2 separate regions of the Homo sapiens genome follow, and region 1 is linked to region 2. A link is an interaction called in ENCODE POLR2A ChIA-PET data of the cell type or tissue named here. Cell type or tissue: Caco-2. All regions are shown on one strand. Each heading gives the region's core, and the rest is flanking DNA. Links, peaks and the distances in the headings are about the cores only. Region 1 overlaps SFXN5 (sideroflexin 5). Region 2 overlaps SFXN5 (sideroflexin 5).

Region 1 (16,382 bases), core at 4,597-12,596, 69 kb after region 2:
TTCAAACCTTCATCTGTATTATAATCACCTGGGGAATTTAAAAAAAAAACAGATCTGGGCCCTACCTCAGCTTTGGTTTCACTTGTGCTGGGAATCGCCAGGCTAGCGTGTGTACCCAGACATGGAATGGACACATTAGAGGGTACATACGTTTCTAGCTTTATTAAATATTGCCAGGTGGGCATACGGGCATTTACCCAACCTGCAGGGTCTGAATTTTTGTTTCCCTACATCCTCTTCAATATTTGATATTATCAATCTCTTAAAATTTTTGTTCATCTGGGCCGGGCGTGGTGGCTCACACCTGTAATCCCAGCACTTTGAGAGGCTGAGGCGAGTGGATCACCTGAGGTCAGGAGTTCAAGACCAGCTTAGCCAACATGGTGAAAACCCATCTCTACTAAAAATACAAAAATTAGCTGGGCATGGTGGTGGGCGCCTGTAATTGCAGCTACTTGGGAGGCTGAGGCAGGAGAATCGCTTGAACCCGGGAGGCAGAGGTTGCAGTGAGCCGAGATTGTGCCACTGCACTCCAGCCTGGGTGTCAGAGTGAGACTCCATCTCAAAAAAAAAAAAAAAGAAAGAAAAAGAAAAATGCGTTCATCTGAACTGGTTTATTTCTCATTTTAATTTGCATTTTTCCAATTCCCAGTATAGTTGGGAACCTTTTCTTAACTTTATTGGACATTTGGGTTTCCAAACAGAAGAGAGAGCAAGAGGATATCCTTATTTCATACCATCCACAAAAAAAAATTCTAGATAGATTGAAGGCCTAAATGTGATAAGTAAAAAATTAAAACCTTTGGAAGAAAATATAGATGAACACTGGAGTAGGGTTAGAGTTTCTTTTTTTTTTTTTTCCTTATTCTTTCTTTCTTTTTTTTTTTTTTCTGAGGCAGAGTCTCTCTCTGTTGCCCAGGCTGGAGTGCAGTGGTGCAATCTTGGCTCACTGCAGTCTCCGCCTCCTGGTTCAAGTGATTCTCTTGCCTCAGCCTCCTGAGTAGCTAGGACTACAGGCGTGTGCCACCATGCCCGACTAATTTTTGTATTTTAGTAGAGATGGGGTTTCTCCATGTTGGGCAGGTTGATCTCAAACTCCTGACCTCAAGTGATCCACTCACATCGGCCTCCCAAAGTGCTGGGATTACAGGAGTGAGGCACCACACCCCACCTAGAGTTTCTTAACAACACAAAATGTATATACCAGGAAGGATTCTTTATCTGACTATATATTAAACTATATGACAGAAGGCACCATGTTGTGAGAAAAACAAGTCACAGGCTGGGAATAGCTGTTTGTAAACCCTTTAACCAATGAGGTTTAGCCTCCAAAACCTATAAAGAACTCCTGCAGATTTTTTTTTCCTCAGATCTAGAAACCTAACCCTGATTATTAGTGAGATTGAGTTCATGTTTATTAGTTTTTCAGCCTTTTATGAATTGCCTACTCATATGTTTTTCTATGATTTTGATCACCATATCTTTTTCTTAATAATTGTTAAAGCTCTTATACATCGTATGGATTTTTTGGCTGAAATTAGCAGAAACCCTCAACACAAACTGTTGAGGGTTTAAATAATAAGGGAGTCTATTACTTTACAAAGGGCGAGTCTCAGGCGGGGCATCCAGGGTGCTTCCCGCAGTGTTGCTCTGCTGGCCTCCTGGTGGGCTTCATCTCAGGCTTGTGGAAGATGGCGGCAGCAGCTCCAAGCATCACGTCTGGACCCAGTGTCCAGAGGACAAGAGGCTCTGCCTGCCTCTCAACCCTTCTTAGATGGGAGGAGACCTTCCCCAGAAGTCCCCAGCAGACATTCCTGGTTGTCTGGAATCGGGTCACATGCCTCTTCCTAGACCAGTCACTGCCCGTGGGAGGATTATTACTATTAGTTTGGATTAATCTCGGGCGGGGGTAGAATAGCTCTTAGGAGTCAGTCACCATGACCCTCCATAACTTAAGATTAGTAGCCCTTTGTTTATCATATGTAATAAATATCACTTTCCAGGTCCCCATATCTTATAGTATGGTTTCTAAATCGATCTTGAATGCTGTGTTTCTAAGATGCCTGAGTTATAAGAGGTATTAACATAATAGCCTTTTAGAAGAGAACTATAATTAGTGTCCATTGGAAGGAATAAGCAAGTATTCACTTACACATTCAATACCAGTCACTTTCTTTAGTACCACAGAGTTGGAGTCTAAGCCTCCTTCACATTTTCTTGTTCTTTTTTGGGCATTGGTTGTTAAACACAGCATCGTGGCCACCACTGCTTTTTGTAGTCCTGCTTCTAATCTCCACTCCTTTAGCCTGTTTAAGATGAATAGTATAATTTCAAAGCATATAAAAGAATATTGGGAATTTTTGTTTGCATTTCTGATTTGGTTATACTTAGGTCTCATATTTGTTCTTTACTTGAAGAAAAAAAATATTCCTGAAATTAATCAGCTTCTTTAGGAAGCCGACATGTTGTAGGTACCTAAGTGTGGGACCCATGACTAGGTTACGTCAATCCCTGCTGGCTTTAAAATGTGTGTGATCTTCTTCAAGAAGTTTGGCAGTTTTTTTTTTTACTTTTTGGGTAAATGAAACATGATTATATTCTCACTGTAAAAATTTAAATATTATAGAAAATTCTGGTGTAAAAAAGTGGAAGTCTTTCAACAACCCCTAATTCTCAAATTGAATTCCTTTCCCCAAGCAGACCACTCTGTGAGCTGTGAACCTTCCAAAACATTACCTGTGGATTTATGCACACATATATGTGCATATGCCAATTACAGGGTTTTACATACAGTAAATCATCATGTACATACTCAGTAGCTTTTTTCACATAACAGTTTGTTTTGGAGATCTTCCCATGTGAGTTCCCTAATGGTGGACATTTAGGTTGTTTCTAATTATTTGCTCTTACAAACAGTGCTATAATTAACATCCTTGTAAATGTCTCTTTGTGCATATGGGCAAGCATTTCTTTAGGGTAGCTATCTATGGTTTGGCAATTTCTACTGTCTTTAATTGCATTGCCTGGTATCTGGCAGACGATCTTCTGCATGTACAATAACTTTTCATGTCCGTGCTCCATTATAGTGTAAGTTTTAGAAAGATGTTTTAGGCAACAATTAGGAATCTAAGTTTAAGTTCAAATTCTGTATGGATTGCTGTGGTCAGCTGAGGTGACACTTGAATGAATGGATACCTGTACACATGGCTGCATTCACACATGTACAGGCAATTGTGTTGAGTAGCAGGTAAGATTCCCTTCTCTGACGACTTTCATTGTAAGGCACATTATGATTTTTAAAACATTAAAATATGGGAAGGTGCATCGTAGAATTGAGGAGTTATGGTAGTTTATTTTCCCCAAATCAGTAGCCCATTGCTGCATGTCTGTGTTTAAATGGTCCTTTCCCTGTGAGTTGATAGAACTGCTTTACTACCAATTAATTTCCCTGACAGATGGGTGAGTTGCAGGACTAGTGTACTGCATTGATCTGCTTGTCTATTCCTGCCCTAGTTCAGGGGCAGGCTCCCCCATGATCTTCTTTTGGAGAACTTTCTTGCACATTTGTCTTTCTGTCTACTGCTCTTTCTTCCTCCCCACACTGCCCCTTTTACACCGGGTGCTTCATTAGCTTTTCACAATCTGCATGATTTTGCATCGCAATGGGTCGGATGTGAGAACATCTGCAGCAGGCAAGAGCAAATTCTCTTCAGGACTTAACACTGAGCTTGCCATCATCAAGAAGCAAAGTCTTTCTCTCTCCTTCTCTTTCTCTCTCTCATTCCTTGACATCTCCCACATTGCTGCTCAAACATCAGTTATGCCTGAGTCTTGAATGGTGTCAATCTGAGTTGAAAATGTGCCAGCTTTCTTAACATCATCACTAACAGGCTGCTTAATTAACCTGCTGATACCATCAATAATAGATCTTGCTGGTGTGTTGGAGAGGAGACCTGTGCCCCAGGGTTGTGCATGTTCTTGTTCTCTCTGTCTCTGTTTTTTTTTTTTTCTCTCTCTCTCTCTATCATTTGCTTAGGCTCTCAGTGTCCCTGTCACAGGAGCCGGACTTGCCAGGAGTGGGATGGGAAGGATCAGGGACAGTTTGAAAAGGATATGGCAGAATTGAAAGTTTGGGATGAGCTCATGGAAATGAAATCACTGTAACAGGCTGGCATTCCCACTGCCCAAGGGCATGGATGGCTGGTAGCCTCTGCATACGGCAGGTGCTCAATAAAGGCCAACCAATGTACACAGTCAACAGAAGAGATTGCAGGTCATGTGCCATCTGTGTAGGCTGTAAGAATTGCCGGTTTCAAGGGAGGAGCCTGGGGAGGGGGCAGGTACCATCATTCTGAGATGACTTTTAGGGTTTTCTCTGTTTTTTTTCCATTCAGGCAGCTTCAGAATTGTCCTGGAGGGGCTGGATGAGGGGAAGGAGGCTGGGTTTTCACTTCCTTTCATGCTTCATCTTTCATCTCAGTGGTTTTGTGTTTGAACCAAAGCTGTCCTGCTCGCCGCATGTTTAATGTTTGGAGATTACAGGGAGAGAGTGAGATGCCACCGTGAGTCAGGGCTGGTCCACTACCACCTCCAGATCCACACTCTCTCTTCTGTTTGTCTCCCCTATGCATACACACACAAAATGGGGGCTGGAGACATTTCAGCTGTCCCCACTTTCCCCTGACTTGGCATGGGCACAGGTGCAGAGGCTGACATTTTGTGTGAGCTCAGCCAGCACCCAGAAATCCCATGGAGACCCTACATTCTGCCCCTCCTTTTATGCCCGGAGAAGCCAAGGTGGGGTTGGGTGGCAATGGCTCAAGTCCCCAGAGTGAGCTGGTAGCTCCTGACTTTAGCAGGATGCTCGTCTCCTGGACCACATTCCTGTAACTTTGCCTTTCTGGGAGTGGCGGTGGTGGTGGTATGGTGGACAGCGTCATCAGAGGGCTAGGATTGATGCCTTTCAGGGCAGAAAACCCCACTGTCCTCTCAACGGTTTTCTTAGGTCTCCTGGGAACCGAAAGCCTGGCAGCTCCAAGGGCATGGGGGATGCATAGCCTCCCTAAGGCCACTAGAGGGCATGTCACTAACACAGAGGCCAGGTGGCTGCTTCCCAAGGCTACCCTGGGGGACCCTTCTGGGCCCTGAGCCCTGGGCGCCTGGGGCTGAGGCGGGAGAGATATGGAGCCAGAATTGGAACCCAAGCCCGATGGCCCCAAACCCAGGCTCCCATCCCCTCCTGGTCATGCCCTGCTAACCAGATCTCCTTTACCTTGGATTCAGCTTCCTAATTCTGTCTGTCACTGACTGTGGTGAAAACAAGGGTTTCTCAGTGTCAGCAATGTTGACATATTTGGGGGCCAGATGATCCTTTGGTGGGGGGACTGTCCTGTGCCTTGCGAGATGTTTAGCAGCACCTCTGGCCTCTATCCACCAGATGCCTGCAGCAACCCCTGACCCCTAGATCACAATCACTGAAAATGCCCTCAAACATGGCCAAATGCCCCACAGAACCGCCCCTGGCAGAGAGCGGCTGTTTAGGGCAGGTGAGCATGCCTGTTGTGGGGCAGGAGAGCCCGGGACACAGAGGGACTGCCCATGGTTTCCACTGCACTGAGCGTCGGTGGAAGCAGGAGAGATGCTCGAAGATGGTGTGTGTGCTCTAAATACATTTTAGAACTGTATTTGGCCTCCTGCTTTTCTTCTCCAAAGACTGCAGAGTCTCTCGGTCTTCCCCTGTTTATTCCACCTCCCCATTTTAATGAAACAGGCGACTGAGGCCCCAGGGGTCTCAAGCCACACCTCACCCACAGAACCCTGTGCCCCAGCTGTGAGCACCCTGGACCACTCGTTGGCTCAGGCCCCAGGAGCATCTGTGGTCTCCCTCCCACTCCGCCTGCCCACTAGGCCCCGCCACCCTCCAGCTCCCCAAACCCTGGTGGCCCCCCCCACTGGAAGGAGGGGGAAGCAGCAGGTGTTGATGCTAATCAGCGTTCACAGCCCAGAACTGCAGTCGCTCCCAGGCTCACACACTCCCCAAAATTAAACACTCATTATACAAAATTAATTGACATTAATTAGCAAAAATTAAAACTTTAAACACAGCAAGGCGCTTTGGGGGGAGGAGTGAAGCAGGCAGACTCTGCATTTGTCACCCCCCACTCCCCACCTGCCCACCCCTCCCAGGTCCCCCCACTTCCATCCTGCAGCGGGGCTGGGAGAGTTCAGGCGGGGTCAACACCCACACTGCACTGGGCCACGGGGCCTGGCCCAGTCATGTGAGTCCCAGGATGGGGGAGCAGAAAGAGGATCCCTGAGCTAGTTGCCAGCTAATGGGTGGCCCCAGACTTCAACAACCAGTGCTTCACTAAGGAGCCGGGAACCCTCCCCTTAGCCCAGGTTCCCAAGATCTCAGATGGCAGAGGGGCCTAGCCAAAGGCAGGCACTCAGCCATAGGAAGCAAGAATGGAGAAGGTCTGCCCTTAACTCAGCCCGCTGCTCCTGCCCCAACCCTCTTGCCCCCTGAGTATTCAGAGGCAGAGGCACTGTAGCCTTTCTGCTCTGTCCCACTCTGCTGTGTGACCTCAGATAAGTCACTCCTCTTCTCTGAGCCTCAGTCTTCCATCCATATGATGAGGGGGTGGTGCTGGGTGAACACTGAGGTTTCTGCCTCTCTGGCACCTGCTGTCAGGGAGGCAAATTTCTGGGAACTTGATTTGCTCAGAGACAGGAGGGGCTGGATGTTGGACCGACAGTTTAAGAGGATAGGGCAGCGCAAGGGCCCCAGTGATGGTGGAACATCAGGCCTCGGGGTCAGGGGGGATGCGACTTCAGGTCAGAGAGCCCTCCCAGATGGACACCCACTTTGCCTGCCTAGTGGGCTTGCCCTGGAGGAGAGGAAAGCAGCCCCTCGGTAAGTGGCCGCTCTCTGAGGCCAGAACGGGTGTCCTCCCTGATACCTGTTCTTTTCCACTTTCACTTACCAGGTTCCCAAGGGCCCCCAGATCCCTCACCAGGCTGATAGGCAGATGGACAACAGAACCACCCCTTCCCTAACCTTTGCCCATGCATTTGAACACAGAACCCCAAGGCTTGCGTAGGAAGGAGTGTAGTGACCTCCCTCCAGGTGGAATGCCATCTTCCTCCTCATCCTGCTCTCTGCATCCCCTCTCTCTGCAGCCAGTGCCAATATCTGCAATGTGGTCCTGATGCGGTACGGGGAGCTGGAGGAAGGGATTGATGTCCTGGACAGCGATGGCAACCTCGTGGGCTCCTCCAAGATCGCAGCCCGACACGTGGGTCTGGGGGTTCGCAGGGTTGGGGAGGCCAGCAACAGGGGAGGGGAGTGGTTTTCCTTTAGCGTGTGTCTTCCACAGGCTTCTATCCAGGGTACCCTTATTTTGGCATCTTGATGTCTCCTCCTCACCCCACCCCCACCTCCAATCTGCATGAGTCTGGGCCTCTGGCCTCCCGCATGTTCCCCTGGACATGGTCTCACTGCTGTGAAAAGTTCCTGTCTCTTATCGCAGCCCCTCAGGACCCAGCTTCTTGCTTGTCTCACCCAGAGGAGGTGTTAATTGGTGAGGGCAGAGGAGACTCCCTCAGAGCTCTCTTCCCCTTGCCTCTGCCCGGGCCCTACCTCCCGGGCCTTCACATCCTCTTGGGTAAGCCGAGGAAGCCTGGGAGGCCAGTGGTTTGTGGTTCTGGGTTAATAGGCACTTCTGCAGGTGAGAGCTCACCAGGGAGTGAGTGCCGTGAGGTCAAGGGATTTGAGGCTTGCAGAGGTTTGGAGAATATTTTGTTACAAGACCTTCTTTCGCCACTGGTTTCATAGGCTCAGCCACTCTAGCAATTGCAGTTTAAAAAATGAAAACACAGGCTGGTCACAGTAGCTCACGCCTGTAATTCTAGCACTTTGGGAGGCCAAAGTGGGTGGATCGCCTGAGTTCAGGAGTTCGAGACCAGCCTGGCCAACATGGCAAAACCCCGTCTCTACTAAAAATGCAAAAATTAGCCAGGCGTGGTGGCGGGCACCTAAAATCCCAGCTACTCAGGAGGCATAGGCAGGAGAATTGCTTGAACCCGGGGGGTAGAAGTTGCAGTGAGCCGAGATCACATCACTGCACTCCAGCCTGGGTGAAACAGCGAAACTCCGTCTCAAAAAAAAAAAACGCAGTCCATGAGTCCATGTGTACATCTCCCTCTGCTTTCCCAGCCTTTGTCCTGATGGTGGTTAGTGGCTCGTCTTGCTGCCCCCTGGTCTCTGGCCTCTGTGCTGGGCATGGGGTAGGATGGGTGCTAGGGGGGAGCCGTGAAGTAGTGGAGCATGCATCCCTGCTCCAGCCACTGTCCTTATCAGCTCCCACCAGGGCCCCCAAGCCTTACCCCAGTCATGAGGTCTTCTCAATCAGACTTTAGTCTGGGAAGAGCTCTCTCCAAGTCAGTGCCCCTCCAAGGTTTTTAGGGCAAGGGGCTGGGGGTGTCATGCCGACATTGCATCCTCTGCTCCCTGCACTGGCACTGGACCCTCCTGTCATTCCCATACCTGTTCCAGAGACTGGAGGGGCCTCTCCCAGGCCTTCCTGAGGCTGACCATGAAGAGCCCAGGTTCCTGGGAGAAATGTTCAGCCCTGAGCCCATCATGAGAGGGGATTTAGTCTCAGTTTCCTACCTGTCCCCAACCTCCCATTCCAGCCCTGTTCTTTTCCCCAGCCCCCCTGAGGGAGGACAGCCATGCCATGATAACTCCTGTCAGTGTCACACAGCAAGGAAACCCAAGTGGCCCCTGGCTTCCTTCAGCCTGGCTTGCTTAGGTCTTTGCTGTCCGGGGAAGGACTCCAGGCATCTGTGGGCTGTGAGCTGCTCCTGGAGCCTCCTCTGAGGGCTGAAGCTCGTGGGGCTAAAGGAACTTACCACAGTGGCTGTCGGAGCTCAGAATTGCCACTGAGCTGTGTTCTGGCAAGGACACTCCCACCCCAGGAATCCCTTGGGAGGCCCTGGAGCAAGGCCCCAAGCAGACCCCGAGGGAAACCCTGCAGACACCCAGCTGAAGCATGCTTCCCTTACAGAACCAACTTCTTGTCACTGAGAAAGACTCATCCAGAGCCAAGAGACACAAGATCTTGCAAATCTTTGTCTTTAAGAGATGTTAAAAAAAAAAAAAAAAAGTAGGCCGGGCACGGTGTCTCACACCTGTAATCCCAGCATTTTGGAGGCTGAGGGGGGTGGATCACCTGACGTCAGGAGTTTGAGACCAGCCTGGCCAACATGGCAAAACCCCATCTCTACTAAAAAATGCAAAAATTAGCTGGGTGTGGTGGGGCATGCCTGTAATCCCAGCTACTCGAGAGGCTGAGGCTGGAGAATTGCTTGAACCCAGGAGGTGGAGGTTGCAGTGAGCTGAGATCATGCCACTGCACTCCAGCCTGGGCAACAGAGCAAGACCTCCATCTAAAAAACAAACAAACAAAAAAAACACCAACAACAAAAAAAAGTAAATTCCAGAAGCTCGGTCCTCCTTTGGCTCCATGAGCCCCACTGGCTCAACAGGCCCTAGCTGACTATGCTGGCCTTGCTTTTAGAGCTGCTCCCCAGCCCCTGTGCACACTGAGTATGGGAGGTTGTGCCCACCACCCCCGAGGTAGTCAGCCACCTCCCTGAGCACTGCCCCTTCCTGGGGCTGCCTGAGTGTTCCCCACGTGTGGCAGGTGATGGGAATCTGCTCTTCTCAAATGTGTGTGGTAAGAAGAACACTGGAAGCCAGGCACGGTGGTTCACACCTGTAATCCCAGTACTTTGGGATGCTGAGGCGGGCGGATCACCTGAGGTCAGGAGTTCGAGACCAGCCTGGCCAACATGGCGAAACCCCATCCCATCCCTACTAAAAATACAAAAATTAGCCAGGTATGGTGGTGCGCACCTGTAATCCCAGCTACTCGGGAGGCTGAGACAGGAGAATCATTTGAACCTGGGAGGCAGAGGTTGAAGTGAGCTGAGATCACACCACTGCACTCCAGCCTGGGGGACAGAGCAAGACTCTGTCTCAAAAAAAAGAAAGAAAGAAAGAGAGAGAGAGGAAAGAAAGAAAGAGAGAGGAAAGAAAAAAGGAAGGAAAGAAAGAGGGAGGGAGGGAAGGAGGAAGGAAGGAAGGAAGGAAAAAGGAGACCAGTGGCTTTTTTTGTTGTTTGGAATGCAGCTTCCTGAGCAATCCCATGAATAAGGCCATTCAGACACACATGCGTTGTGGTGGCACACACCTAGGGCTCTGGGTGGTGTGCTGTCCTGTCACCAGCTGTCAGGCCCCTCTCACACAGCTTCTGCCTGCCCCTCAGGCCCTGCTGGAGACGGCGCTGACGCGAGTGGTCCTGCCCATGCCCATCCTGGTGCTACCCCCGATCGTCATGTCCATGCTGGAGAAGTGAGTTGGGGCAGCCAGGATGGAGAGGCCACCATGGGGGAGGAGGGGGAGAGGGAGGGGGAACCGGCTGGCCCAGGCAAGAGATGAGGGGGTGGCAGGAAGCCCACCCCAGTTTGTGTAGAGGGTGGAAGGTGTCTTGCTCCATCTTGGACTTTCCAGGTAGTGCCACAGAATCACTCTGTGAGAATTCTTGGACTTTTACTATGCAGGACCCTGGGCTAGGTGCCACGAGGGATACCAGGATAACAGTGCTGGCCCTCCCCTGAGGAGCTGGCAGTTGTGTGTGTGTGTGTGTGTGTGTGTGTGTGTGTGTGTGTGTGTGTGTTTTCATGTGTGCTCACATGCTCTCAGTGAATAGTATGTACAGGACCATTTGTGAAGGCAGAGTCTGAGGATTCAGGTAGGAAGACTAGATTTGGGTAGGCATCTGCTGTGGGGCAAATCACCACCTTACTGAGCCTCAGTTTCTCTGCTCGTAAAATACAAATAGTAATAGCCTCCTGCCTCCCTCAGAGGGATGTTCTAAGCACTCATATCTGTCATGACTGTGAAGAAATGAGGGAGCATAGTAACAGTAGTGGAGTGATTCTATTAATGAATGAGTGCGAAACTGAAGGGGCGGACTGAAACTCCGCTGGAAGGAAAGGCTGCGCAGAGAGGGCGGGCCCTGGGAGAAGGCAGGGGGCAGGGGAGGGTCCCCTAGGTGGAGGGGGCCTGGAGTTACAGACCCCTGGCTTGTCAGTTGACAGTGAGGAGACCCTACCCTATGGGGACACCTCAAGACAGCAGCTGGAATTGGGGGCGTGTGGTATAAGGACAGGGATGGGGTTACTCCATCTGGGGTTCTGGGGCAAAGGATTCTTCCCTGTTTGGGGACTTTCTTATTCCCGCAGTATGAATTATAATAACAAGCGACATTTATTAAGCACTTGTGTATCCCAGTCCTCTCTCAGTCAGGCCTCTGCCCGAATGCCACCCCCTCAAAGAGGCCCTCCCTGACCACCCCATCAGAATTCACCATTTCTCATTATTTCCTCTCCCTTGAAGTCCTTTATTTTTCTTACGGCCCTTATCCATATCTGAGATTGTTCCTCTAGTTGTGTACTTTCTGTCTGCTCTACTAGAATGTCATCTCCATGAGGCACGTCCATCCTTTTGTTCACTGCCCTGCCCAGCATCTAGCACAGTTCCTGCCACACAATAGATGCTCAGTAAGTGTTTGTTGAAAGGATGAATGAGTGAGTGAATGCATTCTCTCATTTCACCTTCAGGACAGCATAATAAGGTAAGTATAATATCCTCATTCTACAGCTGAGGAGAGGAAGGCAAAGACAGGCTATGTCATCCACTTACGGTCATGTACTAGGAAATAGCAGAGCCAGCGGTGGCTCAGGAGTGCGGCTGCAAAGCTTAGTCTCTTCAAGCTACACTGGCTGCCTCTTGCATATTCAGGTCATAACCCTCAATCAGCCTGTGTTTGAGTCCTGCCCTGTGTGGAAATGGGAAGAGTAGATTTGGGGTCTGATCTCAGGAAGCCTGTGTGTTTATAAGGGTGGTGGGCAAGACCCGTACCCAGGTCAGCTGCAGGTGAGAGCAGGCAGTGTGTGAACTTGGCCAAGGTGACCTTGAGAAGAGGAAGCACTGTGGGCCTGGCAGCAAGAAGGGCTGGTACCCAGAGAGGGGCTGCGGCCGACCCAGAGAGCAGGATAGAATTTTTGTGGAAAGGCGGGCTTTCTGGGCAGGGTGCAGGCCTGTGGTATAGACACTGAGGTGTCCAGCCTGGTCAAAGTGAAGTGCGCTCATGGGTCCAGCTGATGAGGGGTCCTGTGTGCCCAGCTGAGGTGAGCCCTCTCTCACCCTAGAAGAGGGCGGAGGCTCTGGGGGTACCTGAGCATGGGCATGGCATGGTGAGCACTGGGATTAAGAAAATGCGTATGGTATGGAAGTTTGCAACAGACAAAAATAAACAGGGCAGGCTCTTTTGTGCCCCTGACTCTCGTATACGTAGCCCCTTCGTGAACTGAGGTTGTCCCTGAATACCAGTGACTGCAAGTACACACAGGGAGCAAGCGGGGCAGGTGAGGAAGGTGGTTCTTCTGTCCTTGAGATTGCTGAGTCTTGAACCTTGGAATTCTGAAGCTGGTTCAGTGAGCAGTGCTTACTCTGTTACTTGTACCACAAGTCCAGTGAGGTAGAACACTCGCACAAGTCAAGCGAAGCAACTTTATTACTCACAGATAGGCCTCGGGGACAATGGACGCCTACCACTCAAGGCAAGCTGGTGCCCCATGGCTCGAGAAAGCTGCCCAGGGAGGATGGAGTCTCGTCCACCCACGTACCACATCACACTGCAACTGAGGGAGCCTGGGAGCGCTCCACCCTGGGGTTTCCACCCTGGGGGACATCAGCTTACTGTGCTAAAGTGTTGCAGGACATCCTGTTCCAGAAGAGGTAGGAACATGAGCCCAGGCTGTCTCAGACAGGCCCTCCTTATCTCAAGATGTTGCATTCCCAACACATCCTACAGCTATCCTGAGAACTACAAGAAGGCGGGGGGCGGGGTGTGAAGCTGGGTCAGCCATGCTCATCCAGGGACCTGTCCTGCAAGAATTTGCTGGGGAAAAACATGCTCTGTGATGCCTTCCCAGTTGGCAGAGATGTTTGCAGAAAGTGGAATGATGGTTAGTGTCCCATTAACTTGGGGGCTTAAACTTGGCTTTGGGAGTCATGGTGAAACAGGAAAAGTTTCCTTGTCCCCCTCAAAGGGAGTGCGATGGGGATGTGGCTTGCTTCTTCCGGGCTCTGCCGCTCAAACCTCTAGGGGAGCATACAGATGGGCAGGCTGTGGGGCTCCGACCCCACGGCAGTGTCTAGGGGTGAATGTTTATAGCTGATGCCCCAGTGGGTGTATGTTACAGGGTACTTTTTTAGTTTAGCCATCCATAGGTGGCTTGTATTAGTCAGCTCAGTTAGACCCCTGCCTTATCGCGAGGACAGAGGGCTTTCTGTATCCCGGGGTTCTTGCCTTGGTGTACTGGAAGAATCGGATCACACGTGGGCTTGGAGAATGAGTGCAAGGTTTCATTGAGTGGAAGTAGCTCTCAGCAGATAGGGGAGCCAGAAGGGAGATTGGTTTTCCTCTGGAGTCGGGCTGCTTGGTGGCCCAGGCTCTCCTCCGACTGCCCCAGCCAAACTCCGCATCATTCTGCCCGTGGGTGGCCTGCCGGCGTCTGTCAATGTGCCCTTCCGCCAGCGTGCTCCCCTCAACGTCCTCTTGCTGTCCAGCCGCTTGTGTGTTCCTCCACTGATGTGCTCCTCTGGATGTCCAGCTGCCTGTGTGTTTGCCTGCTAGGGTCTCAGGGATTTTTAGGTACAGGATCAGGGGGTGTGGCAGGCCAGGGTGGTCTTGGGAAATGCAACATTTGGGCAGGAAAACAAAAATGCCTGTCCTCACTTAGGTCCGTGGGCACAGGCCTGGGGGTGGAGCCCTAGCCAGAGACCGTGCCCTTCCCTTCCCCCCTTCCGTATCCATGGCAAGTGGGTTGATTATTCTGGGACTGAACCCGTCCAGCCTGGGACCTGCCTAGTGTCTGGGTGCCACATACTCTCACATCTCAGGCTCCAAAGGAGCCCCTCTGATAAGGTGATGAGAGGTCAGAGTTTGGTGCTCCTGGCAGCCTCATGTTTCACTGGTCCTTCCCTGAAGTTCTTTGGAGGGTCCCTGGGGAGAAGAAAAGTTCAGCCCGGGTTCCCCCAGGAAGATGAAGATGAATAAGACCCAGTTTGTGCCTTGAAGGCTTGCTAATCTCACATGTACTCTGGAAGTGCAGGACTGTGTGGTAGGGAGGCAGGGCAGTGTAGCAGAGTGAGCTGAGGCTCTGGTAGGAAAACAAAATCTAGGTTCCTGCTCCACCTCTTTCTGCCAGTCTGATGTGGCTGTGGAGCCTCCCTCAGCCTCAGTTTCCCACCTGGAAAATGAGGACACTGCCCCTTCATCACCTTGTTTGTTGGGGCTTTGCATTTTGCACCATCCAGCAGCTCTTTTGCTCTTTGCAGGGTCCGTGCCACGCACCCTATAGCCTTTGGGTGCAGGGGCACTAGTGCAGGGCTTCCGCTGAGGAGGCTGACAAGGAAGGCAGCCCCCACCCTTGGGGAGCCCCTGTTGGGTGAGGGAGTCAGGACAGCCAAGGAAAAAAGACAAAAGAACACTTACAAATTAACGGAGTGCAAACTAAAACTGCGCTCCAAGTGCTGAAGGAATGCACAGCAATGAGGGGGACAAGCTGTGGTGTGGCGGCCATGGCTGGGACCTGCCTTGCTTCGCCTCTGGCCTCGGTTGATACTTTCAGAGCCAAGGTCCCTGGGCTTCCTACTGGGAAGAGAAAGGTGGGAGCTCAGCATGCTCAGTTGGCCTTGACTCTGAGACGGAAAGGAAAAGAATCTCAAGTCAGAAGCAGAGGAGCGTCCATCCCCAGTCCAGCGCACTGGGCTGCCTCTGGGGGGTGCAGTCCACTGGGTGCCATCCTTCCCTCTCCACCACCCTCCAGCTCCCCTGAATGCTCCAGGGGTTCACACTTGACACCCTCCCTGCAGCACCAACCATGCTGAGGAGGAAGCTAGGCCCAGGGGTGGGATCACAGGTTCCTGTGCTGGATCAGGAGGGCTCTAGCTGGCTCAGCCCCAGCCCAGCCTCCCTGGCACTGGAATGAAGGGCCAGCAGGGGCACCAGGCTGGGTCTGAGTTGGCTCCGGGCCCAGGCCACAGCCCTGAGTCCGCTCCCCCAGCTTCCTTTACTCCCTGGGCTCCAGGTCTTTCCTTTCTCCCAGGCATTCGCACATCTCTCCATCTACATATTTTAACTCCCCCAGCTGCCTTTCCCTTCCCTCCTTGCCATTTTCCTCCCCCCTCCCTTCCCCCTGTCCTACTGTGTTCGCTCTCAGGCCTGCTCTGGGCTGGGGCTTCCGAGGCTCCTGTTTCAGCCTCAGGCCTGACTCCTTCCTGAGCTGGGAGCCCAGGCCTCAGACTTCTTGGACCTCTTTCCCACTGAGTACTTCAGCCAGCCACCCTGAGAGAGGAGCCTTGGTCACAGCCCCACAGAAAGGGGGTCTGTCTAGTGTCCCCACCAGCAGGTCCCAAGGACTGAGCCCATGGCCTGCTCTTCACTTGCCGGGGGTAGCGTCTCTCTTTCTTTTTCTCACCCTTCACTGCTCTCAGGGCTGTGGGCAGGGACCCTCGGGGCTGTGCTTCCAGGGACTCCACACCCTCTAGTCACTGCCACTGGAACAGGAGGGCAGCCCCGTCCTTCCACAGCCTCCTCCAAGCAGGGCCTCCAGACTCTGTATGAAGCTTGGAGAATGAGCCTTGTATCCCCCGCTCCTCATCTTGCTTGAGAAGTTCATCTCAGGGCCCTCTCAGCCTTACTCCCAGCCCCTCCACGACCCCTAAGGAAGTCCAGGCGGGCATGGGCTAGCATGGAGTAGAGAGAGAGGGTGGGGGTGCTGGATGGGGATTGGAGGATCAGAGGGGTTTGGGCTTGATTTAGGCACCTTGGTCCTACTGCTCAATCCTGTGGAAACTCCCCTTTCCAATAGCTTAATTCAGGCCGGATTTAGCAGCTGGACAAACCTTGCGGTCTGGGCCTGTGGGAAGGACTGGAAGACAGGTGGGCTACCAGGATCCTACCTTCCCGCAGGTAACATGAGCAATAACAACAGCAATAATGACACATAATTTCTGAGCACTTACTGTGTGCCAGGCCAGGGCTCACCCTTTTACTTGCATAGGATTTGCAAGTAATGGGATCTTTATTAATACCTGAGCAGGAACATCCAGGGCCAGGGTTTATCAGAAGTGTGGTCTGGGATCACCATTTTAGACTCATGGAGGGTTAAAATGCACATTTCCAGGTCCAGTGCCCACTGAATCAGGCTTTCATGGTTGTAAGCAACCCTTGGGCATTTGCATT
Region 2 (16,382 bases), core at 3,897-11,896:
GACACAGCCAAACCATATCATTGTCCTGCAAATTATACCAACCTGTACCAAGATTTTATATGTATATACACACACACACATATACATGTATATATACATATATATACATATATACACATATATATGTACATATATATACACATATATATACATACACACACATATATATTTTATATATATATATATATGTGTGTATATATATATATATATATATATATATATATTTTTTTTTTTTTTTTTTTTTTTTTTTACGAGATGGAGTCTCACTCTGTCACCCAGGCTGGAGTGCAGTGGTGCGATCTTGGCTTACTGCAGCCTCCCAGGTTCAAGCAATTCTCTGCCTCAGCCTCCTGAGTAGCTGGGATTACAGGTGCCTGCCACCACGTCCAGCTAATTTTTGTATTTTAAGTAGAGATGGAGTTTCACCATGTTGTCCAGGCTGGTCTTGAACTCCTGACCTCATGATCCACCTGCCTTGGCCTCCCAAAGTGCTGGGATTACAGGTGTGAGCCACCGCACCCGGCCCAAGATTTTATATTTATACTCCCAATAGCAGCAAGTGAGATGTCCATTTAAATGTATTGTAGGAAAAAAAAAAGGAAAAAATAACCAAAAAGAAAAAAATGTATTTTAGACAGCACTGGATAGTGTAACTTCAAAATCTTTGATGGAATTTTTAAATTTAAAACATCCCCATTGTCAGTACCCTTAGATACTTCAAGTTCTTGTCCATCTGCATACATTTTGGCAATTATGACACTGAACATACACTTTTTTTATTCTATTCATTTCCAAGTCTTTATAACTTTAAAAATAGTTTTTGGGGTGCAGTGGCAGTGATCATGGTTCACTGCAGCCTTAGCCTCCCAGGCTCGAGATCCTCCCACCTCACCCTCACAAGTAGCTGGGACTACACCAAGTCTTTATTATTTTTAAAAATCAAGTTTTGTGGCATAAATAACCATCCCATTAGACTTTTTGGTCTAACAGATAGGTTGTTTCCTATCTTTTGCTTTCCTGGACAAAATAGCCTTAGACATATTACTTTTTTTTTTTTTTTTGAGATGGAGTCTCACTCTATTGCCCAGGCTGGAGTGCAGTGGCGTGATCTCGGTTCACTGTGGCCTTCACTTTCCGGGTTCAAGCGACTCTCCTGCCTGAGCCTCCCGAGTAGCTGGGACTACAGGTGTGTGCCACCATGCCCGGCTAAGTTTTGTATTTTCAGTAGAGATGGGGTTTCACCATGTTGGCCAGGGTGGTCTCGAACTCCTGACCTCAAGTAATCTGCCTGCCTCAACTTCCCAAAGTGCTGGGATTACAGGCGTGAGCTGCTGCACCCGGCCAACATATCGCTTTTAGTTTTTGCTAAGTTTACTTTTTAGAGTAAATTCCAAGAGGAGGGTAGCCAGGCTTAAAGTTCTTGGGATAAGTGGATCGGTTTCTTTTCTGAAGGGATAGGCTGCCTGTCATGCTGCTGGAACTGCATCAGTTTACCTCACTTGGCCTCCTAAGGCAACTAGAGGTCAGGGCAGGGAAAGCGACGTGTCCCTGGTTCCCCTTCTTTGGGCATCTCATAGGGTGGGCTTCTGGCTGATGGGAGCCAAGGACCCATCGCAGCACAGACAGGTAGAACCCTGGGGGTTCCAGGACTGCTGGGTGGGAACATGGAGTTGGGGATGGCTGAGGGAAGACAAGAGAAAGGCTTGGGACTTTGCCTGCACATAACCATTACCTTGGGCCTCCGAGACCCACTGCTTGGAGGCGACTCTAGTAATGGTCAAGCTGTGGTAAGGATGCACGGCCCTGCCCTCAGTGGTGCAAGATTGGCCCAGTGAGAACAGTCAGCTACTGAACCATCAAGACATGGTGGAACATAACCTCCCTGCCATCCTGCACGCCCCACTGCCAGTTCATCCCCTCACCCCCACCCCCCGCCACAGTCTTTTAGTTCTATAACCACTGGGGCTCCCAAACTCTCTACTTTGCCTGAAATGGCCCATGTTTCAGCTGTACCTACTTCCTCTAAGTGTGTTCGTTTTTTCTGTGTTACGCTGGACTCAGCTTTGAGAGTAAAAGAGGCTGTTTATTTTTTTACTTGGGGTGCACTGCCTCAGAGGCCATCAGTTCTGGGGGGGCTTTGGGCATTGCTGAGGTTTCTTTGGGAGATGGTTGCTGGCGTGAGTACAGCAGGTTCTTCTGTGTGGATGTCTCAAGGAAATGGCTTGGAACTAGAGTTGAGGTTTCCTGGGATTTCTAGGTGTCACTCACCAACTCTGTGACCTTGGGCAAGGAAGTACCTTTCCCTCTTGGCCCCAGTTTTCTCAGAGAGGGGATGGCCCCCATGTTTCTAGCATGTGTACATGCAGAGGGGTAATCTTATCCATATCTCCTGTGAACAGGGCCTGGTCTCTCCAAGAAGAGATGAGTTTTGCTTCCGATGACTCTTCCTCAGCTTTCCTTTTTGTGCCTCTTTTTCTTCCTTGTCCCTCTGTCCCCATTCCCCTCCATCGGGGTATCCTGCCCTCTTCCCACCCTTTCCCCTCAGGTGGGGCCTTGAGGCAGGACCAGTGGGGCCAGGATTCTCCTCTGTTCAAATTCTGTGCTGCTGGAGCAGACCTCCTGGGTGCAGGCCCCTCCAGAGGGATCTTCTGGAGACCATACCCCTCTCAAATACATGGAGGGACTCTCATGGTGACACTTGCTGGCAGGCTGGCGATGGAGTAGTGTTTGGTAAGCAGCAGCCTGGGCTGTGTCCTCCCACTAACCACAGCCGGGCCCCTCACAGCCTTTGTGTTCAGGGGCTGGTGCCTGTTTGTTTCTGGTTGAAAAGACTTCCTGCGGAGTTCACCCTGCCACCAACCTCCCAGCTTTCACCACCTCTCAAGTACCCGGGCCCTTCTGCTGAGCCTCACGGTCCAGGGGCGTGTGAAGAGTTTAAACAGGGAGACTCTCCTCCCATTTCCCAGGTATCTGTGATATAGGCCCTTTCTCTGAAGTGGGGACACCAGCCACTAGAACAGCCAGGCCTCAGGGCCCTGTCCAGACAGCTGTCCTGGGGCCTTGCCTGTCCTACAGGCCTGGAGCCTCAGCCCCTCGGCCTTTGACAGAGGTTTCGTAAGGTCCAAGGCCAGCCTGTAGCTCTCAGAGGCAGAAAAGCAGGTTCCAGCTTCCTTCAGTCCTGGGCCCTCAGATTTGTCTGCAGGAACCTTGGATCTTGTTCTCCCGCAACCCATGCCCTTTGCCAAGATGAGGGCTCTTTGGAATTTATTCTTTTGGTAGGAGGGCTCCCTTTGATGACTGTGTCAAGTGAGATGGAATCTGGCCAGGTTGTTATAGGAACTCAGGAGAATCCCTGGAGTGGGAAAAATAATGAGAACATGGGGCCATTCACCATTCAGCGTTGGAAAGTAGAGCATTCATTGTCCAGGTCCGGAGGGGCAGGCTTAAGGGTGGGGGCCTCGCTGCATCACTAGGAGGCTTTGGTGGCATTGAGGGGGTGTGTGGTGGGTTGTGCAGAGTGAGGGTCTGACTAAACTTGGTTCAAATACTAAATCACCCACTTATTTGTGTGACCTTAAGCAAGTTGAAACAACACAATCCAATTTTGTAGATAAGCGTATTATGTCTAGAAGGAAAATCATCCTCACTTTTGGAGTTGTTATCTTAGGGGTATGTTTACAGATTTAAGATTACTTTTTGTACTTTTCCATTTTTTGTTCTGATATTTTCTTTAAACAGCATGAATTAACTTGTACAATGGGGAAAAAATAAAAACAACCACAAAGCTATCTCCACTTTGGAAATGAACGTATCCGGGAAGGGGCTCTTTGGAATCTAGGAGCTGCTAGGCCCTTCCATATTTGGAAGGGGAGGGACAGTACTTTTCAGCCTTCAGGCCATTCCAAGTAAGAAAAGTGTTCCTGGCCCCCTGACTGCCTATGGTTCTGTCTCGGGCCAGGCCTGGCTTACACCAGTGCTGGCCACCACGGTGTTTCACATGCCAGTGCTTCACATGCAGGCCTGAGGGGTCGAGGGTGGCCTCTCTGGTTTGCCTGTGTTGGCAGTTATTCCTGCTGCCATAGTACAGGAGGTGGCTGTTCATTTCCCACTCTGGCAGCCAGCTCAGAAAACCCTGTGTTCCCTACTGAGGGCCCTTCCTGAGGCTACATCCTTCTTTTAGACTAAGGGGCTTATGTTGAGGTCTCTGCACTCTCATGCCTAGCCAGTCTCATCTCTCCATCAAAAGGGGAACACAGCAGCTTCGCTGGGTTTCTTCCCCCATGCTGGGCTTCCTTGGTGTCTGGGTCCCTCATCTGGACCTTGACACGAGCTTCCTTCTATCACTGTTGTCTGTTTATTGTTTTTTGCTGCTGTTTGTTTATTTGTTTATTTATTTATTTATTGGAGACAGGCTCACTCTGTCGCCCAGGCTGGAGTGCAGTGGTGCGATCTCAGCTCACTGCAACCTTTGCCCCCCAGGTTCAAATGACCCTCGTGTCTTAGCTTCCTGAGTAGCTGGGACTACAGGCACCCACCACCACACCTGGCTAATTTTTTTGTATTTTTAATAGAGATGGGGTTTTGTCTCAAACTCCTGGCTTCAAGTGATCCACCTGCTTGGCCTCCCAAAGTCCTGGGATTACAGGTGTGGGCCACTGCACCTGGCCTGTTGTTTTTTGAGATAGGGTCTCATTCTGTCACCCATGCTGGAGTGTGGTGGTGCAAACACGGCTCACTGTAGCCTCAACCTCCCAGGCTCAATCAATCCTCCCATCTCAGCCTCCTTAGTAGCTGGGACTACAGGCACTCGGCACCATGCCTGGCTAATTTTTTTTATTTTTTATTTTTTTATTTTTTAAGATGGAGTCTTGCTCTGTCTTGCAGGCTGGAGTGCAGTGGCGTGATCTCAGCTCACTGCAACCTCTACCTCCCAGGTTCAAGCGATTTTCCTGCCTCAGCCTCCTGAGTAGCTGGGATTACAGGTGCGCACCACCATGCCCTGCTAATTTTTGTATTTTTAGTAGAGACGGGGTTTCATCATGTTGGTCAGGCTGGTCTTGAACTCCTGACCGCGGGATCCACCAATCTCGGCCTCCCAAAGTGCTGGGATTACAGGCATGAGCCATCATGTCCAGCCCATAGTTTACTTTTTAATTACTATATAATAGTTATAGTGTGCATATATTGCTGTTTACTTATCCATTCTACAATGAATTATTTGCAGTTTGGGGCTATATAAATGCTGCTGCTATGAACATTCTTATACAAGTCTTTTGGTGGGGACAAAGGCTACCTTCTGTTACTGTTGCTGTCTCTTTAGCTTTTAGACTTAAAAAATCATACGGTTTTATCCTTTTTTTCTCTTTCTCCCCATCAGTTACTCTGGCCATATGTACTTTAGTAGGTTAATCTCTGCCAGTGTTTTTAAAATGTTGAAAATATATAAGTGCTACTTAAATATGTTCTCCTGGCCGGGCACCGTGGCTCACACCTGTAGTCTCAGCACTTTGGGAAGCTGAGGCAGGCAGATCTCGCTTGAGCCCAGGAGTTTGAGACCAGCCTGAGCAACAATGCAAAACCCCATCTCTACAAAAAATAAATTAGCCAGATGCAGTGGCGTGTGTGTATAATCCCAGCTACTTGGGAAGCTGAGGTGGGAGGATCACTTGAGCCTGGGATGTTGAGGCTGCAGTGTGTTGAGATCGTGCCACTGCACTCCAGCCTGGGTGACAAAATAAGACGTTGTCTCAGGAAAAAGAGAAAGGAAAAATCCTCCTTATAAAGGCTTTCTATTTTTTTCTTTTTTAGATGGAGTCTTGCACTGTCCCCCAGGCTCACTGCAACCCCTGCCTCCTGGGTTCAGGTGATTTTCCTGCCTCAGCCTCCTGAGTAGCTGGGATTACAGGCATGCACCACCATGCCCAGCTAATGTTTGTATTTTTAGTAGAGACAGGGTTTCACCATGTTGGTCAGGCTGGTCTCGAACTCCTGACCTCATGATCTTCCCGCCTCAGCCTCCAAAAGTGCTGGGATTACAGGTGTGAGCCACCGCGCCTGGCCTAAAAGCTTTCAACATTACATTAAGATTAAAGTTCCTTGTGACACCCCTTGCCAAGTCTTGGCCCTTTCCTCCTATCCTGAGGTAACCCCAGCCACCAGTTTGGTTGTTCTCCTTCTAGGGCTTTTCTGATACTTTGACATATACAAATATTCACATAGGAAATATTATTTGATATGTGTGTGTTGTTTATTTGGTACAACAAACAGCATCATATTGCTTGGCCATTTGCTTTTTCACTCAACAAAATATCTTGGGGAGATGACCATGGAAGCACATGTAGCTCTACTTCATTTTTTAAACTGCCGAGTAAGAACATTTAGGTGGTATTTCTATATGATTTTGTGTGTGTCCCATGAACTGAGGGCAGGCCCAAAGCCTTGCACTGGCAGTATTTGATACTGATGTAATCCCACAAAAGAAAAATTTGCGGGAGCCCTGGATCTGTGCCCCTCAATGTCTCTTTTCTTTCTTCTGCAGAGACGTCTCAGAGAGGCTGTGCAGCTGCTGGAGGACTATAAGCATGGGACCCTGCGCCCGGGGGTCACCAATGAACAGGTAACTCTGTGGGAGGTGGGAGCATGGCCAGTGGGGAAGGGAAGGAAAGTGAGAAATTCACAAACCCTTCGCTGCAGCCAGAACCACTTCTTTCGTCCAGCATATACTTCTGCTGGTACATACCCCTGTGGACTAAAAGCTCTTTGGAGATGCTCAGATCTCTCCTGTGCTCTAGGTCCAGTGGGAAGCATGGAGGCTGATAAGGCTAGGGTGGCCCAAAGGCCAAAGGCTTGCTGAAGCTGGCCCGCACTGGCTTGCGAGAGCTGATTGTGGGCATCTCTTCCCAATTCCACGATCAGGGATGACACAGTGGGAAATCAGCCATGATGGGAGTATTTATACCATAGAAGTTGGCAAATGCTACAAATCAGGACTTTTTCTCCAGAGAACAGGTTATTAAACGTTTACCAGCATACCACTGTTCAAAAATTCAGGTTAAGGGTGGGAAGGATGGGGGAGGATGTTGAGGATTAGGATTAGGATACTGTTGTTTTATTCTTTTTTAATATCGTGTAGGAACTCAAATTAGAGATACCTGAAATGTTGAAGGTGGTGTTTTGTTTTGGGGAGGGGTAAGGGAAGGTAGTAGTTAATGATTACAGAGACTGATGGTTCATGTGCCAAAGTCTGTCTTTTTGTTCATAAACTTTATTTCAAAAACTTTTTCAAACATTAATTTAAACATTTTCAAAGTCATGTGTGCATAATTCAAGAAGTCAAATAGTACTAAAGTGCTTGTAAGGGGCTGGGCACGGTGGCTCACACCTGTAATCCTAGCACTTTGGGAGGCCGAGGCAGGCAGATTGCCTGAGCTCAGGAGTTCAAGACCAGCCTGGGCAACGTGGTGAAACCGTGTCTTTACTGAAAGACAAAAAATCAGCCGGGCATGGTGGTGGACGCCTGTAATCCCAGCTACTCATGAGGTTGAGGCAGGAGAATCGCTTGAACCTGGGAAATGGAGGTTGCAGTGAGCCGAGACTGCGCCACTGCACTCCAGCCTGGGCAACAAAGCGAAACTCTGTCTCAAAAATTAATAGAAATAAAATAAAATAAAATAAAATAAAATAAAATAAAATAGTGCTTGTAAGGAAAAATAGTATATGTTCCCTATCCCTCCCCAGTTCCCATGCCTGTTCCGCAGGAGCAACTACTTTTTGCTGTTCTGCAGATAGAAATTTATATTCTATCTTTCAGACAAATATGCTTATCTACACTGCTATTTCTCAATTAGTTCTTTTGGGTTATCTATTATGGTAGTTGAGGATTCAGCTCTCTTATCATCCACCCCTCTAAACACACTTCTTTCCGCCATCCATACTCACTCTTGAAATAGTTATCATGGTTTTGGGGCCTATACATATTCAGTCTTCATGTCGTTACAATTATAGAAATAACATTTACTGCATAGTCAGACTGGTTGTATCATGATTATGTCTCTTTTTCAAATTTGTTTTATCTGGAGTTAATAACCACCTCAGATTTTTCATTGGCATACTTTCCTTTGTACCATCTCTCACTCTCACTGTACCCTCCCGCGGCCTTTCAATACAGTCATACACCACATAAAGACATTTTGGTCAATAAGGGATCACATATATGACAGTGGTTCCATAAGATGATAATGGGGGCCAGGCGTGGTGGCTCATGCCTGTAATCCCAGCACTTTGGGAGGCCAAGGCGGGCGGATCACTTGAGGTCAGGAGTTCGAGACCATCCTGGCCAACCTGAAGAAACCCTGTCTCCACTAAAAATACAAAAATTAGCCGGGCATAGTGGTACATGTTTGTAATCCCAGCTACTTGGGAGGCTGAGGAGGGGGGAATCACTTGAACCTAGGAGGTGGAGGTTGCAGTGAGTCGAGATCACGCCACTGCACTCCAGCCTGGGCGACAGAGTGAGACTGTGTCTCAAAAATAGATGATAATGGAACTGAAAAATTCCTGTTGCCTGGAGATGTCTTGATGATCCTGACCCTGTGCAGGCCTAGTCTGTTTGTTTGTGTCTTAGTTTTTAGTTAGTTTTAAGAGTTTAAATAGTTAAAAAAAAGTTGAAAGTTTTAAAATAGAAAACTTACAGAATAAGGATATAAAGAAAAATATTTTGTACAATGTGTTTGTGTTTCAAGCTAAGTATTACAAAAGAGTCAAAAATCTGAAATTTAAAATTTTATAAAGTAAAAAATATACAGTAAGCTAAGGTTCATTTTATTGAAGAAATTTTTTTAAGAGGCAAGGTCTTGCTCTGTCACCCAGGCCTGGAGTGCAGTGGGGCGATGTAGCTCACTATAACCTCAAACTCTCAGGCTTAAGTGTTCCTCCCACCTCAGCCTCCTGAGTAACACACCACCACACCTGGCTAATTTTTTTTTAAAATAAATTTAGCGTGCTTAAATGTATGGTGTTTATAAAGTCTATAGTACTGTACGGTAATGACCTAGGCCTTCACATTCACCCACTACACACTCAGTGACTCACCACAGCAACTGCCAGTCCTGCAAGCTCCATTCATGGTAAGTGCCCTATGCAGGTGACCATTGTTTATCTTTTATGCCATATTTTTACTGAACTGTTTCTGTGCACAAATATACACAAACCGTTTACATACACAAATATCTACCATTGTGTTATAGTTGCCTATATATTCAGTACAGTAACATACTACCCAGGCTTGTAACCAGGGAGCAGTAGGCTCTACCTACGAGGTAGCCTAGGTGTGTTGCAGGCTTGCCCATCTAGGTTTGTGTAAGGATGCTCTATGCTGTTTGCACAATGATGAAATCACCTAATGATGCATTTCTCAGAACATATCCCTGTTGTTAAGTGACGCATGACTGTATTTTCAGTGCTCCTTGCAATCTGAAGATTTCTGTCTTTGAGTTTCTTTTTGTTTTCCTGAAATTTTCCTTTCTGGGGCCTACCTCCGAGTTCCAGGTCTTCCTTTTTCTTGGTATATTTCATCATTTTGGTGGAACACCTCTTCTCGTAGCTTCCTGAAAAAGGGTAAATGAGAAGAAAGTTTTGAGTCTTTTTATGTCTGAAAAATTATAATTCTGCACTCAGCCTTAATTGACAGTTTGGCTGAGGAGAAAATTCTAGGTTGACAATCATTTTCCTTCAGATTTTTGAAGACCATTGCGCTATTTTCTTCTGGGTTCCAATATAGCTGTTGAAAAACCTGATGCCGTTTCATTCCTGATTCTTTGCGGTCTGTTTTCTTTCTTTGGAAATATTTAGGATCTTCTCTTTATCTGTGAAATTTGTTTCTGAAATTCCACAATGCTGTTTCTTTTAAAATTTATCATTTTGGATTCTTCATTACCCCTTTCAATCTGAAGACTCCTGTCTTCAGCTCTGGCAAAATTTTTAATTGCTTTCATCACTTTTTCTCATTCTGGAACTTCTGTTAGTCAAATATTAGCCATCATAGGCTGACACGTAGGTTTTCTCACCTTTTTTCTCTTCTATCCATCTCTATGGGCCAGAAGCGAGGGTAGGGCCTGGGGGATAGAGCAGGTAGGAAGCTGGATGAAGTTCCTGTCTACACCACCAGAAACCAGGCAGTGACAGTGAAAGCACATGATACCATGGGAGAGCCGTGGAAGGGGTGACCCTCCCAGACTGAGGGCATCTGGAAGAGATTTCTCCCCTGAGATATGAGGGCTGACAGGGCTGGTGAAGAGCAGGTGGGGGTGGTCCAGGCAAGGAGGTGCACACTGTGCTGGAGATCGAGGGAGCAAGACCCTACAGAAGGAGGGAATGGGCGAATGTGCTAGACTGGAGCATGGTGATGGGAATAGAGGGCAAATGCATGAGCGGAAGCAGCACCTTGGCCAGATGCCCCTGTGCAGGGCCCTGGGAGAGTGACAGACCCGCAGTGCCTGCTTACATGGGGCCCATCTGAAGGCGTGTGCACTGCGTGCTGAGTCATGGGCAGCCGTCAGCCGGGAGGGCAGGCTGCGATCTCCTCTTCCCTGAGCAATGGGACTTCTCTCTGGCCATGAGCACCTAAGAGCCTGGATGGTGTGACCTGGTACCCCACCCTACTCAGGCCGAAGCAGTCCCCAGCCCTTTTCGTGTTCTTCTGAGACCTGTGAGAGTTGGGTCCTGCCTCTATGGCCTCCTGACCATGTGTTTCCTCCTGGCCCAGGCTCCGCTCTGCCCTTTTCTTGCTGAGGTTGGCCTCTTGGGACCCCTTCCAGCTCCCAGAGTTTGGGGAATGAAGCCACATTTCCTCCTCTTTGCTCCCTTCAGTAGCTTGAAGCTGCCTGTCCTGTTTCCCAGGCCTCCTTTGTTTTCTGTCCTGAAAGCCCCCATGTGCCTCAAGGGAGCTGAGGAGGAGGGGAACTGGGTGGAGGGGCAGCTTGGCACTAACTGTGCTTCCCGATTCTGGCTCATGTTGGTGATGCCTGCAGTGTCCATCTGGTGGCTGGGTAGCACAGTGCTCTAGGTGTGAGCCTGCCACTATGGCCCCCTAGAGGCAGATCCTCCCTCTCCCTCCCTTCCCCCAGCCTCCTGGCTCCCCCAGCACCAGCTCTCACAAATGCTTCCCTCCCTGGGCTTCAGTCAGCCAATCTACACCTTCCTCTGGCCTCTGCAGACACAGGAGCAGAGGGGATAAGTGGTGACATGGCAGCTCAGGGCTTGGGGGGCTTGGCAATCCATAGTTAACAGTCACTGTTCCTGGCCCAGGCTGGCCCTGCTCATCTGAAGCGGCCCGGGTGGTTCTTGTTCTCAGTCTGGACAGTGGCCTCACCTGCACCTGGGCTCTGCGCCTGCTCTCATGCCTTTGCAGGTGTGTGGGCCAGAAGCCTGCAACTGGGTCCTGAGGCCTGCAGGCCTGTCCTGGTGTTGTGGGCAGTGCTGGTTAACTTGTGACACTCTCTTTTTTTACCCAGTTTGTCATCTAACCTGACCTCCAGGTACAACACCTCACCAGTGGGTATGCGCAAATGTATTGATTGTTTGTTTGCTCCTGATGGCCTTGGTTTGGTCTTCTGTTGTGGGTGGCTGCTCTCTCCTCCAGGGACCGTTACCTTGTTTAAAGGTTGCTATACCAGCCAAGCGTGGTGTCTCACACCTGTAATCCCAGCACTTTGGGAGGCCAAGACAGGTGGATCACCTAAAGTCAGGAGTTCGAGACCAGCCTGACCAATATGGTGAAACCCCATCTCTACCAAAAATACAAAAATTAGCCAGGCATGGTGGCATGCACCTGTAGTCCCAGCTACTCAGGAGGCTGAGACAGGAGAATCGCTTGAACCCAGGAGGTGGAGGTTGCAGTGAGCCGAGATCACAGCACTGCACTCCAGCCTGGGTGACAGAGTGAGACTCGGTCTCAAAAAAAAAAAAAAAAAAAAAAAAGATTGCGATACCAATGAATCACTGGTTCTGAGGACAAAATAAAAATGAGTATAATTTAACTTTTGGGTTTAGCAGGTGAAAATTTGAAGAGCTAGTAACCGTAATAAGGACTGTAGCTATCAGTTAAAAAAACAAAACCATGGTATACAAAAATGTAAGCATAGACACAGCCATTAAGTTTCTGAATGTTGACTCTGATCTGTACACTTGTATATGCTGGGGCTTTGCCAGAATGATTTGGTGTGGATGGAGGAGGTGGGTGGGGCTAAATATGGAAGACCCCTCCCCATGGTGAGCCACCGCTCGCTGCATGCTTACGAAGTGGCAGGTATTGCACCATAAGTACTAGCGCTTTCCACATATTATCTCAGCTAATCTTCACATAAACTTGTCAGTAGGTACCTGTATCAACCCAATTTTCCAGTGAGACTCAGAGAGGTTGCATTATTTTCCTAAGGTCACATAGCTAGTATGTGGTGGGGCAGGGATCTGACACTGGGCCTCTTAGATCTAATGGGAGAGACATCTTCTGTAAGTGACAGAGACAGAGAGAAGAGACAAGAAAGAGAAAGCTGGGAAGGAAGTTGGAGGTTACAGGCCAGATTGAGAAAGTCTTTGAAAACCAGGCAGAGATGCTGGATGCATTGTGTGGGGTAAGAGGAAGCTACTGAAAGCTATTGAGCAAGGGAGTAGCACGACAGTGGTATTGTGGTAGGATCAGTCAGTGGCAGTGCCAGAGTGCACTGGGGAGGAATAAGTGCTATTACGGAAATCAGCTCGGAAGCAACTGGAGTGATGGGGAGTGTGGGGAGCAGGTTACTGGGAACCACTGTAGCTCCTGAGTGGCTGGGCTTGTCCATCATTCAACATTCCCCAGAGGTTGGGAACCAGCCAACCTTTCCTAAGTGCCTACCCTGCACCCAGGGTAATGAATGTATGGATTGCTCAGAGCCCCCATGCAGGATGGATTTCTGTCTGCGACCTGCCTAGGAGAAAGAGCTGCTGGGATGCAAGAGATCCTGCAAGTCTTCTCTGGCAGGAAGGCAATGGGGTCAGCTGTGTTTGGGCTTTGCTGAAAATAACAGAGCAAATACCAGAGGCAGGCTTAAAAATACTTGTGCCCCAAGTCTTCTGTGGGCGTCAGCAGGTTTGTCAGATGCCGAAGGGAAGGCTTGGCTGACCCACTAGTCTTACCCTGACTCCTAGCATCAAGCTCTGGGGATCCTGGTCAGCACCCTGCCCCTCTGGGCCAGGCCCAGCATGGCCCTAACTGGTAGCACAGAACAGGCAAGTGATCAGTAGGAGGTGAGTCATTTGTATGATGTGCTAGGTGTCGTACTGAGTGCTGTAGATGCATTTGTGGGCTGGGTCCCTGCAGTGGCCTCCTGGATGATCTGCCTATACTACCTGGGCTCCTCTGTCCATTGCTGATACAGCACACAGAGTGACCTGTGAAATTATACAGGACATTGTTTGTTCCTCTGCTCCAGGGTTTCTCAGACTTGGCACGATTGGCATTTGGAGCCAGATTATTCTTTTTTGCGAGGGCTGTCCAGTGTACTGAGGGTGTTTAGCAACCTGCCTGGCTGTGACCCAGTAGATGCCATTAGCTTCCCCTCCCCAGTCATGACAATCAAAAATGTTTTCTGATGTTGCCAAATGTCCCCTGGGTGCAAAATCCACCTCCTAGTTGAGAACCACTGCTCTAATAGAAACTATAGTGTTCCTCTTTTGCACTTAGAGTAAAAGCCATAGTCCTTAACCTGGCCTGCAAAGCCCCCAGTCCTCTCTGATCTTGTCTCCTACTGCTCTCCCCTATTTGGTCCACTGCAGTCACACTGGTCTCCTTGCTGTCTCTCAAACATACCAGACAGGCCCACTTCTGCCTCAGGGCCTTTGCACTGGCTGTTCTGTCTACCAGAGCAATCTCCCACTAGATAGCTGCATGACTCATTCTCTCCTTCAAGTGTTTCCTCCAATATCACCTCAGTGAGACCCACCCTGACTATCTTACTTATGTCTGTAATCTCCATCTCTGCCACCTGCTCACACTTGCTATCCTCTTGTCCTGGTCTATTTTCCCTAGTTTCCTGAAGCACTTTTCCTTCTAACATATCAGAAAATGTGCTTATTTATTGTTTGTGTTGCTTATCGTTTGTCTGTCTGTGCAACCCTCTAAACTCAACAAAAGCAGAGATTTTGGCCTGTTTTTGTCACTGATGTGTCCTTAGCACCTAGAGCAGTGTTCAGCACATAGTAGATGCTCAATAAATATTTGTTAAATAAGTAAATTTGTTAAATTAATTATTAATTTTCACAATAACCTTGAAAATATTCACATCCTCATATTACAAATGAGGAAGAGGAGGCTCAGAAAGATTAAGCGTATTGCCCTAAATCACATAGCCAGCAAGCGGGAGATCTAGAATTTAAACCCAGGTCTGGATAGAAACAAACTGCGTGTATAGGGAAGTTGCAACTGCTGCTGTGTGCTATGCTGCAGAACTAGGCGAAGAGTCCCTCTTCTTTCGTGAGTCTGTAGAATTGGGGGTACCCTCACCTGACATAGACTTGCAATAGGTACATATTACCTGGGAGTAACCATGGCAACAAAATTAATGGTGAGGTATAATGCGATTGGCCCAACTGATAAATTAGGAAGTTTTTTTTGTTTGTTTTATGGAGGCATTCTTTGCCTTACAGAAGGATCCCCTTCAGGCTCTGTTTAATTACCTTCTGGAGGTTGTTTTAAATAGGCTCTGTCTTTGCTGCCTTGGGAGGTTTGGAGAAGCAGCTTGGAAGGAGGCAGAGGGGAAGGGGAGCGAGCCAGATTGGGGGTGGGGCTGGGCTGTTCCTCCTCCCTCTGGGTGTTGGGGGTGTGCCCCGCTCTGCCCGAGAAGGCCAGTTGGTGAGTGTCCTCTGCCCCTCCCTTGGACTCTACACCGAACTTCAGGTAGGTTCAGATGGCACTTCAGCTGAGATGCTGGCTGTTTTTGAAATTAGCCAACTTCTGGGATCTTCCAGCCACCTCTCACCCGGATTGCTTCTCCACACCTGCTCCATGTTCTTATTTACCAAGTTGAGAAATCAAGCAAGGTTCAAAGTCTCATATCCACACTGATTTGTTGTTGGAGCCAGTAAGTCCCAAGGGATCAAAGCTGCATATTTTTATGCTCAGCAGAGGCACAGAGGAGATGGGCTGAGCCCACACAAGATGAGGTCTTAAGCAGGAATTGTAGTTTAAAGTGGAGATGCTTCAGTGGTCTAGTGAGAAGACGTTGAACTCTTGATATCCTAGGATGTCCCGTCGAACTCTTGACACCCTAGGATGATCCTCCCCCATCACCTGTTTGCAGGACTGGCTTGTGAAACTTCAAACTAGCAACCAGCTCTTGGCTTGTGGGTGGTACATTACCTGCTGCCATTTTTGCATCTGACATTTAACCCCTTAAAGTCAACATTTAATCCAGCAGGTCCTAGGGAAAAGCCTAGACCCAAGGAGTCAGACCTGAGTCCTTGTCCTGTTCTCCCTCTAAGCTGGGCGTGGCCTCATACACCGTAGGACAGGAAGGGGCCCTGGAGAGACTTGCTTCTACCTCCTGTCCCTGCTTCTGCCTAATTTTAAAAATAATACAAGTCCAAGCTGTGAGGTAACTTGCACAGGCAGGCTATGTAAGTTAGTGACTGAGAGAGGGCCAAAGTCCATGATCCTGACTGTTGTCACTGCAGCCTGGTGATGGGATCAGCCCAAACAAGATCAGATCATGACTAGGAATTTTTGTTGAAAATGGAGATGTTCCTCCCAACTCACCCCAAAACCTCTGAGTCTGGTGTGTTGTCAGATGCCTCAAGAAGAGCTTCAAGCACCACTTTAGCTTCCATTCCTTCCTTTCTTCCCTGGAAATCTTTCCCTGATATCACTGGAAGCAGTTTCCAATAACCCCAAATGGGTTATATTAGTTAAAGTGGTACTAGCTGCTGTAACAAAACGATCCCCAAATGTACTAGCTTAAATGAGACAGTTTATTTCTGTCCTGTATAACAGCTCAAGTTCCAGGTGGGCAGCTAGCTCTGCCCCACAGGATTATTCAGGGACCCAGGCTCCTTCCATCATGTTTCTCTACCATCTCTTTGGGCGTCGTGCTATCTTCATGGCTGAGGCTGGGCTGCAGCCACATCCTTGCACTGGCTCACAGCAAGGGGACAGAAAGCATGGAGGGGGAGCCACTGGCCTGGAAAAGGCACATCACTTCCCCTCAGATGCCACTGTGGGTCTCAGCTACATGGACAAGCCTCATTGCAGAGGAGGCTGGGAAATGTGTAGCAGGCCAGCCACCTGCCAGCTTCTGTTCTATGACTATGGACAACACAATAGGACATGGATTTTATTGGACAGTTTGTGGTCT

The links. ChIA-PET counts read pairs that join two places held together with the same protein. Peaks named below come from ENCODE experiments on the same cell type or tissue, not always from the same donor. Only the 100,000 strongest peaks of a DNase experiment are listed, where the experiment ranks them.
Region 1: POLR2A ChIA-PET joins it to region 2 with 16 read pairs; 4 of 35 experiments call an interaction of 5 or more read pairs at or near these places.

What each region holds. Positions count from the first base shown.
Region 1 is chr2:72,962,483-72,978,864 of GRCh38, reverse strand. It overlaps SFXN5 (sideroflexin 5), which reads left to right. Exons shown (of 14, transcript NM_144579.3): 11 at 7,180-7,295; 12 at 10,332-10,417. Among named protein-coding and RNA genes, the nearest start is that of EMX1, 53 kb to the right of the region's middle. RefSeq lists enhancers at 13,224-13,915, 13,916-14,609. In Caco-2, for the core only: a CTCF peak has its summit at 5,046 (motif pointing right); DNase peaks (open chromatin) are centred at 5,064 and 8,969.
Region 2 is chr2:73,031,088-73,047,469 of GRCh38, reverse strand. SFXN5 (sideroflexin 5) reads left to right here. Exons shown (of 14, transcript NM_144579.3): 3 at 6,539-6,616. Among named protein-coding and RNA genes, the nearest start is that of SFXN5, 32 kb to the left of the region's middle. RefSeq lists enhancers at 2,956-3,250, 9,961-10,846. In Caco-2, for the core only: no CTCF peak of the experiment used is centred there; a DNase peak (open chromatin) is centred at 11,064.